Regions from separate parts of the Homo sapiens genome. Here region 2 is linked to region 1. Evidence: read pairs that join two places in POLR2A ChIA-PET (ENCODE). Cell type or tissue: HepG2. All regions are shown on one strand. Links, peaks and the distances in the headings refer to the core of each region. The heading gives the core; the rest is flanking DNA.

Region 1 (5,376 bases), core at 114-5,113:
AGGAGAACGAATGTGACAATAAGAGGGCAGCATGAGAGATATTGGGAGGGTTGGAGCAGTTCTGTATTTTGATTGAGGTGGTGGTTATAGAAATCTACACATGTGACAAAATTGCTTAGAAACACACACACACGAGTGCATGAAATCTGAATAAGATCTGTGGATTGTACCTAGGTCAATTTCTTGGTTTTGATATTGTACTGTCTCAGTGCATTTTCTGTTGCTATAACTGGAATACCTAAGACTGAGTAATTAATAAAGAAAAGAAATTTATTCCTTAGAGTTCCAGAGGCTGCGAATTCCAAAGTCTAGAGGCTGCATCTGGTGAGGGCCTTCTTGCTGGTGGGGACTCTCCGCAGAGTCCCGAGGTGGTGCAGGGCATCACATGGTGAGGGGACTGAGCATGCTGGCTTAAGTATCTCTTTCTCCTCTTATAAAAGAGCCACTAATGCTCCATCCTCACTTCCCAAAGGTCCCACCTCTCCAATACCATAGTCAGATTTCCCACCCCTTAATACTTTCACAGGGGGGATTAGGTTTTAACATGAGTTCCCGTCGCATATTACAAATCTATAAGATATTAGTATTGGGGGAGACTGGGTAAAGCACACACAAATCTGCTCTACGCTGTTCTTGCAATTCCTATGAATCTATAGTTTTTTTAAAAACAAAAAGTTTTAAAACATTCTATTGAAGTATCCATGGTTTAGCTAAGGGCTATGCCTTCTTTTAAAATGTGGAAGAATTTTATACTGTTTAGCACAACCTAACCATAGAAATGTTTTGAATTCCACTGTACAATATGTGTGTCCCTAAAGAAGAAACAACTGTGCCAAAAGCCATTAGGTGCCGACTTTCACTTGAATCTTAGAAAGAAATAATGCTGTGAAGGCTTTCTTTTTGCTTCTTGCATGCCAGTGCCGGGGCAGGGGCCTGTGGAGAGCTGCCTTGCTCAGGTGGAAGGAGACTGAGCAAAGCACTCCAAGAAGGCTGCATCGCGTTTAGGGGCGGTGGGGTTCACCACCATTGCCTGATGGTGTTCGAGACCCCACATGAACCCACGACTCAACCTAAGCAACAGAAATGATGTCCAGGGCAGCCAGGACCTGGTCCAAGAGAAGCCATGCCATCATCTTCCCCAGCCACCTGCATTTTGAGGAAGGGGCACTGTTGGAAGAATCTCCCTGACTTGAACCAGCAGTAAGGAATTACAAGGGTAGGCAATTGGAGACCTTCATCTCCTCCCTGCCCCTCTTAATATCTGGGTATACAGTTCTTACTTGGGTCAAAATGTGTGTGGCCTACAGAAACTAAATGGGAGCACTATAAATAATGCAAGCTATTCCAAAGCCATTACAACAAAGGCAAGCTTGAAAACTCAAATGCCTGCAGGGGCTGGACAGGAAAAGGAGCGCGTGGGCCAAGCAGGACTGTGTGAACTGAAGAAACAAACTGGGTCTAAGGGAACCTTCTCAGCTGACTGCTCCCTGGGGACACGGAGTCACCAAATGTCCCAGCTTCTCAAGACATGCCAGAAACCTGGGTTTTCATGTAAAATGCACTGCTTTGAATGTAATAAAATTGTTTAAGACATCACATGCACGAAACAAGACACAAGTGCCAACAACATCTGACTTGTTCCTACCAGTCCACCTCCCCCGCAAGCCACTGTCCTTAAGAAAGAAAGGCAAGGACCAGGGGAAAGCCAGCAGGTCAGTCTGGGCCACGAGACAGCAGCTCTGCTACCCTTGACCTTGACATTTGTCCTCAGGCCTCTGGAGCTGCAGTGGCAGAGGAAAGCGACTTCACAGGAGAGAGAAACCAGATTGAGCGACATTGGGAGTTTGAACTGGCTCCACCAAGAATTTTTAAAAGGGACCAGGGCACAGTGGCTCACACCTATAATCCCAGCGCTTTGGGAGGTCGAGGCAGGTGGATCACTTGAGTCCAGGAGTTCGAGACCAGCCTGGGCAACATGGGGAAACCCCATCTCTAAAAAAATACAAAAATTAGCTGAGCATGCTAGCACATGTCTGTGGTCCCAGCTACTTAGGAGGCTGAGGTGGGAGGATCACTCGAGCCAGAGTTGCAATGAGCCCAGATCATGCCACTGCACTCCAGCCTGGGCAACAGAGCCAGACTCTCAAAAAATAAATAAATAAAACTAAAAAAGGGATGAGCCGGAACATAATGTATTAATGTGAGCTTTTCCAACCTTCCATCCTCCAATCCAAGAGGGGAGGAAAGCTTGAGGAACACGATGTGCAGACCGGGGCTGAGGCTGGGGGACCAGGGAAGGGGAGGGTGCGGTCTGAGAACACTGGAGGGTGAGTGCAGTGGGTTTAAGGAAAGCTGCCAGGGACTAAGATTAGATCATCTTTACTGTCCTTCAAGAGGCCCAGGTAAAAGCGGAATTACTTTTGACTGTTACACTGTGTGTTAGAATTCAATAAGACCTTGCTGAGACTCGGCCAGTTCAGGTGAATCTGTTTACTGTGTAGAAATTCTTTCAGTTCCATCTGCAAACTGAAGGAGAGGCTTTATTCCCCCCGTAGTCTGCAGGTCTAAGGATGCGCTCTGTAAAATTTCGTAAGCCTCTGGGACTTGCCCAGCGTTCTCAGTGGTGACTGTCTTAAAAGCGACAATGTTGTTTGGGAGCATGGAGGTGAAGTGAAGAGAGGGCAGCTGCTCCACTTCGTGGCCTACGTGGGGAGGAGAGAAACTCCCCCTCAGGTTAAGGGCAGAAGACTTGTGTAGGGAGGGGTCATGTCATGAGGAAAAGCTGCACCTGTGACATGGGGGCAAGACAGGGCTTGTCTGATAAACTGGTGAGACTGCCCGGCTGAAGCCCATTCTGAGGGGGGATTGACAGACGAGCCTCTTGGAAGAGAATTTTCCCAAGGGAAGAGAGCCAGGCAGGCAAGGTCAGGCCGGAACAAAGCCTTAGTCATCCGAGGACGACACACTCCGAGTCCAGCCCACGTGACCCTGATCCAGCCCATGGAATCTGGCTGAAATCCTGGGAGAAATGACTTGGAGCCAAGATGAAAAGAGGTGTGCTCATCACAAGTCAGTCAGACCCTGGGGGTGCCAGACGGGGAGAGGGGCTTCATCCCTGCTTCTTCCCAAAGCAGCCCTCAGCTGTGCTCCCATATGTGACCCGCCCCCACCACCTCACCCCAGGAAGGGCCCACAGGGGTCAGAGAAGCACCTGGGTGCCTGGGGAAGGAGGGCCAGAGTCCACAAGGGACACTCCCAGGACTTCCAGGACTTCTGGGGGTGGGGCAGCCTAAGGTCATCAAATAACAGGAAGGGGCAAGAAAACACATGCTCCAAGAGTGAAAGTGACCCCAAGCTAACATCCAATCTAGGAGGCCCAAGAAAGCCCAGAAGACAGGCGCATCCACATGTCCCCCCATGATTATTTTTTAGGGTATCATGTTTTACTTTACTAAAATTGTAAGCTCCTTGAAAGCAGGAATCTTTGTCTCTTTTATTCGATGCTCCGTTCCGGTGACAGAAAAGTGCCTGGTGTATAGTAAAGTCAATACTTATTGTCTGATAAATTTCCCATAGAGTTTCACCATCATAGGGTTTTTTTTTTTTTTTTAATCAATTGTTCTCAAGCTTTTTGTAGCAGCAGATGGTCTTCTTGAAATAAAACCTCGTGGGGAAGCTCAAAAAGCAAAACAGATAAATGTGGAGTTCCTCTGATAGAAGAGGAGATGGAATGAGGGATCTCTGTCCAACGCAGCCCAGCCCAGCCCCATGCCTTATGGCTGGCCCTGAGAATGCTTCAGGCAATTCCTTAGGCCACAAAGAAGACAGCTAAAAACACAAATATGGTCATTTTGTTAAAAACGAAGCTGACAGAGATGCCCATGCAACCTTTCCCCCTGGTGGCATTTGGAAAAAAACTCAGTGATATGAGATGAAGCCCCAGGGAAAGGATTAATGCTAGCTTAGCATATGGACGGATGGAGAAGCTGAAGTCAGGGCACCCTTCAGTTCATTATGCAGGGACGGAGGGCAGAGCAACCCAAACCTGGCACATCATGCTCCTCCAGCCAACATGACAGCACCCGGCGAGCCCTGACACCTCATAAATATTCATGGCCTTTGGCTCAGCAGTTTCTGAATATTCCTAAGTTTGAACTCTGCCTCCACACTGCCCGGGACAGGAAGCCAGGTGGAATTGAGACACAGCCCTTGCAGTTTTATCAAATGGTGAGTTTAATTCTATTATTATTTTATCCTTCCCCAGAAAACTCCAGTTTTGCATTTATATTGAGTTACTCCTGGCTGTGTCTAGCAACAATGACACAATGTCCCTGTCAGGACACATCCCAAGCCACGGGGGTCATCCTCTATCTCCCATTCATACGGGTGTTTCTAACTTTTGCCGAGTCTAATTCCAGAGTAAGAAAATAACACTAGTGCCTGACAAACAGCCAGCACCAGGGGGTCGAACTGCATAGATTCTAGAGTTGCAGGGCCTGGGACCAAATGGCAGCTCTGTCATTTTTGCTTGTGAATGTTGCTGATTTGGGCAACTTATGTGGTTTCTGTAAGTCTTTGTTGAGAATCTCTACAGTGTGGGTAATCATGCCTGTATCAGTTTCCTATTGCTGCTGTAACAAAAGACCACAAACATAGGAACTTAGAACAACCCAAACTCATTATCTCATTGTTCTGGAGGTCAGAGATCTGATATGGATCTTACTAGGCTCGATCAAGGTTTCAGGAGGGCTGCGTTCCCTCCAGAGGCCACCACTTTCCTTGGCTCATGGCCCCTTCCTCCATCGTCAGAGCCAGCACTGGCCAGCTGTGTCCTCCCACGCTGCATCCCTCTGACTTCTTCCTGCTGCTTCTATTTATAAGGAATCTTGTGATCATATTGGGCCCATGCAGGGAATCTAGGATGATCTTGCTATTTTAAGCTCATTGATTAGCAACCTTAATTCAATCTGCAACCTTAATTCCCCTTTGCCATGTATGGTAACATATTCACAATTTCCAGGAATTAGGACACAGACATCTTTGGTGGGTTATTATTCTGCCAACCACATTACTCTTCTCCTAGTGTGAGGGGGAAGGGGTAATGTGAGAGCAAGCAGGCCCATGGCCTGCATGTAACTGAGTGGCTGTCTTCAGAAGCCGGACACAATGAGCCACGCTGACACCAGGAAGTTGGAAGACATGTCCTGTCTTGCATTGTCCCATAGGACCTGCAAGTGCCAGTAAAGACTACTATCCAACTTTGCCCACCTAGCCTGCTAACCTTGGGAGAAAGCAATCATCTGTCATCTTAGGCCAACATTCCTTTTGCCTTTGTTAGCATAGAATCTAAATAACAGACTATATGCCCAAACCCAC
Region 2 (5,376 bases), core at 154-5,153, 200 kb after region 1:
GCAAGACTCCGTCTTAAAATAAAATAAAATACAAAATAAGTTAAAAATTGGATTCAGGCCAGGTGCAGTGGCTCACACCTATGATCCCAGCACTTTGGGAGGCTGAGGTGGGTGGATCACTTGAGGTCAGGAATTCAAGACCAACCTAGCCAACATGGTGAAACCTCATCTCTACTAAAAGCACAAAAAGTTAGATGGGTGTGATAGCACACTCCTGTAATCCCAGCTACTAGGGAGGCTGAAGTGGGAGGATCGCTTGAACCCAGGAGGCAGAGGCTGCAGGGAGTCGAGACTGTGCCACTGCACTCCAGCCTAGGCAACAGAACAAGACTCTGTCTCAAAAAAAAAAAAAAAAAAAGGATTCATACCCCTCTCCTGCTTAGCCTCTGCCATCAGCAGTCCCCTGGTTTCAGCCGATGAATGGAGGCTCCCAAATGCCAGCTTGGAGGTCATTGTGGGTCCCGATGAAGCTTTCACTGGTACCTGAAAAATGAGAGAAGAAAAGACAGCGCACAGAGGATTTTCATGAGGCCACATTGATGCACATCAAATAACTGTCTCTGATCCTGAGATTAAGCCCTTCACTCCTTTCTCGTGTTAAAATGTCCTATATCCTGGTGACTGAAGGTGACAGGGGATTGTAGTGGCAGGAGTTGTTTTGGTGTTTTAATGCCTCGCTTGGTAAGGTGAAAGGCTGGCCGATAATACATCACACATTGTTCCGGACTTGTGTTGTTGAACACAGGGAGGGAGAAACGGGACGCCTGCCTGCAGCATTTCCATGGCTGTCTGCCCTTGTGGCTATTTCTGCCCTCACTGGGAGGGTGGCCTTTGTCATATCGTCTGTGTGCTCAGCACCTTGGAAACTCTCTCGCTATATTTGGGACCCTTAAAACATAAACTCACAGCTTCCCTAGCAGCTAAATATAAGCGTATGACCAGAGTCCACCACGTGGAGCTTGGACTCTGAGGCTCCGATTCATGCAGAAGGAGGGAAGAGAGCCGGCGGGAGCGTCAGGGCAGCAGTGGTCACGGGGGTGAGCTCCTGACCCGGCCGAGGGTCTGTGGGGGACACACAGCCATGGCAGTTTGCTCTAGTGCCAGGCACGCCCACTGCAGCCACACTTTTGTCACCAGGCCAGTTCTGGACAGGGTTCCTGGAAGCTTAGCACTGAGTGTGGGGCTCAGCTCTCCCAGCCCTACTGTGAATCGCCCAGGTCCCCTTTAATAAGCCCCTTTGGTGAAGAATCAACACTTGGCAATTTTGTTGCCTTCAGATGAACACCTTGACTTCCTGCTCTGTTTACTCCTTCAGGATTCAGCTCTGCAAATCACGCTCCTAGGTGAGTCTTCTCAGATGCTCCCTCTGCGAAAGGTCCTTCCTTTGTTTTCCCATAGCTCTCTGACCTCACCACAAATAGAACTTGAATCTCTCTGTATCACAGCTGAGTCTTTGCCTGGTGTACCCCACAGACTGTGAACTGGACAAGGAGGATGTCACAGCGCTGGACTCACACTCAATAAATTCAACCTCACACTCAATACATTCTTGGATGAATGAAATCTTCAGAGAAATTTCCTCAGGGGCATGGAGGCCAGGTCCCAGTGCCTGAATAGCTTTGTGAGTACCTTGTGGTGCTCCTTTCTTTTTTTTATTGAGATGGATTCTCGCACTGTCGCCTGGGCTGGAGTGCAGTGGCACAATCTCGGCTCACTGCAACTTCTGCCTCCTGGGTCCAAGCGATTCTTCTGCCTCAGCCTCCGGAGTAGCTGGGATTACAGGTGCCCACCACCACGCCTGGCTAATTTTTTGTACTTTTAGTAGAGACGGGGTTTTACTAGGTTGGCCAGGCTGGTCTCGAACTCCTGACCTTGTGATCTCCCCGCCTCGACCTCCCAAAGTGCTGGGATTACAGGCGTGAGCCACCACCCCCAGCCGACTCCTTCTTTCTTAATCTAACAAATACATGTTTTGTGGGTGAATCCAGACCGTGTTCTAGAAAGTTTCATCTCTACTCGTTTTTAGTTTGTTGGTCTTCCCGCTATAATGTTACGTATGTTTAACTCAGCTGAAGCTCACACTTTGGAATAACAAGTGCTTGCTTTATTTTTCACACACCCACATATTTTTCTGCACTCGAAGTGCAAAATCAGTTCACACCCAGGGTGTAGACGATCCCACGTAGGAGAGAATAGCAAGTGTGGGTACGCTTGGTGGACATCTGTAGCCTCAGGTGAGCTTTCTGGGGGTTGAAAGTTCTCTCTGAACAGTCCCCTGACACCTGAGCCAGCCCAAGGCAGGCAGAGGGGGGATAGGGAGGTTGCCTGGCAACTCCAGGAGGCTCAGAGCCATCCTTTTTGTCTAGGAGAGAAAAGATCCAGAGAACTGAGTCACTTACATTTTTTATCCCGAGCCTGGTTAGAACCAACATACACAGAATGAGGAATTTACAGCAAAATTCACACCGACAGATCAGCATAACAACCTGTAACACTGACAGGTACAAACGCAATTCTGTGCCTGTTTATGGGAGTGCTGGACAGCGTGGATTCTTTGCACAGCCAGTGAATTCATAAGTATATTATTATGCATTAAAAATATCTTTAGAAAGTCAGATTCCAGTTCTTCCAGGAGCTTTGTACAACACCTTTACATATTCCTCATTATCACATTTTCCATGGATAGATGAGCTGAGAAATTAAAGACAGGAAAGGGGATGTGTGTTGAGGGACTCAGGGCACTCGACCTACTTAAAAATAATTCACACGGACCCTGGAGATTTACGGATTTTTTCCCAGGACCTGGGAGATAGCTATCATTTTTCAAATATTAGGTTTATACAGAATAAACCATAAATATTAGGTTTATACAGAATATTAGGTTTATACAGAGATATACCAAAGGTTGATGTCACTATGCCAGGCACAAGAATATCAGAACAAGGATAATTTTTTTGCATTCAGAAATTCATATCCAAGCAAAAACAACTCCATTTTCTGTTTGTGACGTGCATGTAACAATATTCCAAAATCCTACTTCAAATATTATTAAAGTACTTTGCTGTAGTCAGGCAGCTTTCTCTCCTTCAATGAAAGAGCTTTGTATGGTTACTCACACTTCACTTCAAACAAAGCAGTTTCTTAGTGTCATTACTAGTATCACTATTTTCAAAATGTCCTAAAAATACGTTTTCTAAGCCAGGCACAGTGGTTCATGCCTGTAATCCCAACACTTTGGGAGGCTGAGATGGGAGCATTGCTTGAGGCCAGGAGTTCGAGGCCAGTCTGGGCAACATAACGAGACCCCATCTTAAAATAAATAAATAAATAAATACATTTTTTAAAAAAATATGTTTTCCTTACATTATTGAATTTTTTTTTTTTTGGCAGTCTCTTTCTTGTTACCCATGCTGGAGTGCAGTGGTACCATCACAGCTCACTGCAGCCTCAACCTCCTGGGCTCAAGTGATCCTCCCACTGCAGCCTCCCAAGTAGCTGGGACCACAGCTGTGTGCCACCACCATGCTCGGCTATTTTTTTTTCTTTTTTAACTTTTAGTGGAGATGAGATCTTGCCATGTTGCCTAGGCTGGTCTCGAACTACTGGCCTCAAGCCATGCTCCTACCTCGAACCCCCTAAGTTCTGGGATTACAAGCATGAGCCATGGCACCCAGCCACATTATTGAAATTTTTATAAAAGTATCTTATTTGGGCATTTTGCAAGTCAGCCAGATCACAACAGAGCTCTGGTTGAAATATAATTATTATCTTGGATTTCCATGTATTTTCTTTCATTCACAGCTCTGAGAGGAGGCCGACTGGCTACCAGCCTAGTAATCTGGAGAAAATGAAAGAATTCCACTATTTAATATCATTCTGAAAACATAGTTGCTGTGACCACTCGTCTGTGTCTTTAAGTGTAGCCCATGGAGCTCCTGAAGAAAACTCAGCAGGAGAAAGCCTGCTAAAAATGCAGCTTCCAAGACCTTCCCAGGCCTCCTGAATCTGATGCCTGTGGAGGCCCAGGAATCTGCAATTTAGCAAGCTTTCCATCGGATTCTTCCGTGTCCTAAAGTGTGAGGACAAGCTCCATTTTTGATTTTTTTGGTAAAATTCTAGACAGAAAAGAAACAAATGACTTCCGTGTCTGGAGAGGAGGGGAGGAGGGGGGATTCTGTTTGTGATTTCTAAATATTTCAGCAGCCACAGCTCCAGCCTCTTCCCTCTGCACCTCCTGGCTTCCAATCATTGTTGGACTTGCAGTCACCTCCTGCTGAACTTTAATTAAAATCCAGGCAGTCGTGTTCAGGGAGCCTGCTTGATGCAGACCACGTGACTGGGACCTGTTGGGCTGCCCCTGCTGAGAGGGATAAAGAAGCCAGCCAGGGCTTAGCAATGGACCCCTCTCTCTACCCAGTGTCTGTCTCAGGCTTTCTGTGCATCACAGAGTGATTTTTTTTTTTTTTTCTGAGACGGAGTTTCGCTCTTGTTGCCCAGGCTGGAGTGTAATGGCGCGATCTCGGCTCACCGCAACCTCCGCCTCCCGGGTTCAAGCAATTCTCCTGCCTCAGCCTCCTGAGTAGCTGGGATTACAGGCATGTGCCACCACACCCAGCTAATTTTTTGTATTTTTAGTAGATATGGAGTTTCTCCATGTTGATCAGGCTGGTCTTGAACCCCCGACCTCCTGTGATCCGCCCGTCTCGGCCTCCCAAAGTGCTGGGTTTACAGGCATAAGCCACCGCGCCTGGCCTGAGAGAGTGATTTTTATCCCCTTGCTGGAAACTCCGAAACAGGACAGCATGTGCCCCTGGCCAGGCTAAGGCCTGGGGCTGACCTGAGGCTATGTGTTCAGGGACTAAGGGCCATGGCTGTTTGGATGGACAGAGGCTCCCTGTCTCTGTGGAAGGTACCACACGGGCAGATCCACAGTCCTCACATCTGGCTGATGCCAATCTTCAGACAGGACTTTGCTCAGGTCCCTTTTGCACACTGGTACCTGTGTAGTAGGCCTCTGTAAGTCCCTGGGAGGTATGCAGGTGAGGTATTCGTGTGTGTGTGTGTGTGTGTGTGTGTGTGTGTCTGTGTGTGTGTCTCCACCAGGTTCAAGGAGGGTTCTGAGACAAGCCCAGTTCCTGGCATTCCTTACCCTGGGCAACACCATGACTACAGAAGCAAAAGCGGCTCCAGTTTTATTCCTAGGCCACCCGGACTAATAACAGCCAAGGCTCACTTAGCACTTACCCTGTGCCCATCACAGTCCTAAGCACTTTAGAGATTTTTAGCTCATTTGACTCTGGCAATAGCCTGTAAAGTAGACAGAATTAACAAAACTGTACGTTCTGCACATGTACCCCAGAACTTAAAGTATAGTTT

What was found. ChIA-PET counts read pairs that join two places held together with the same protein. Peaks named below come from ENCODE experiments on the same cell type or tissue, not always from the same donor. Only the 100,000 strongest peaks of a DNase experiment are listed, where the experiment ranks them.
Region 2: POLR2A ChIA-PET joins it to region 1 with 6 read pairs; 2 of 35 experiments call an interaction of 5 or more read pairs at or near these places.

What each region holds. Positions count from the first base shown.
Region 1 is chr2:234,860,597-234,865,972 of GRCh38, forward strand. The region is part of intron 2 of LOC101927896 (a long non-coding RNA gene); the gene reads right to left. Among named protein-coding and RNA genes, the nearest start is that of SH3BP4, 89 kb to the right of the region's middle. RefSeq lists enhancers at 2,390-2,962, 2,809-3,103. In HepG2, for the core only: no CTCF peak of the experiment used is centred there; a DNase peak (open chromatin) is centred at 2,945.
Region 2 is chr2:235,062,817-235,068,192 of GRCh38, forward strand. No RefSeq gene overlaps it. Among named protein-coding and RNA genes, the nearest start is that of SH3BP4, 110 kb to the left of the region's middle. In HepG2, for the core only: no CTCF peak of the experiment used is centred there; no DNase peak of the experiment used is centred there; H3K27me3 peaks cover 1,687 bases.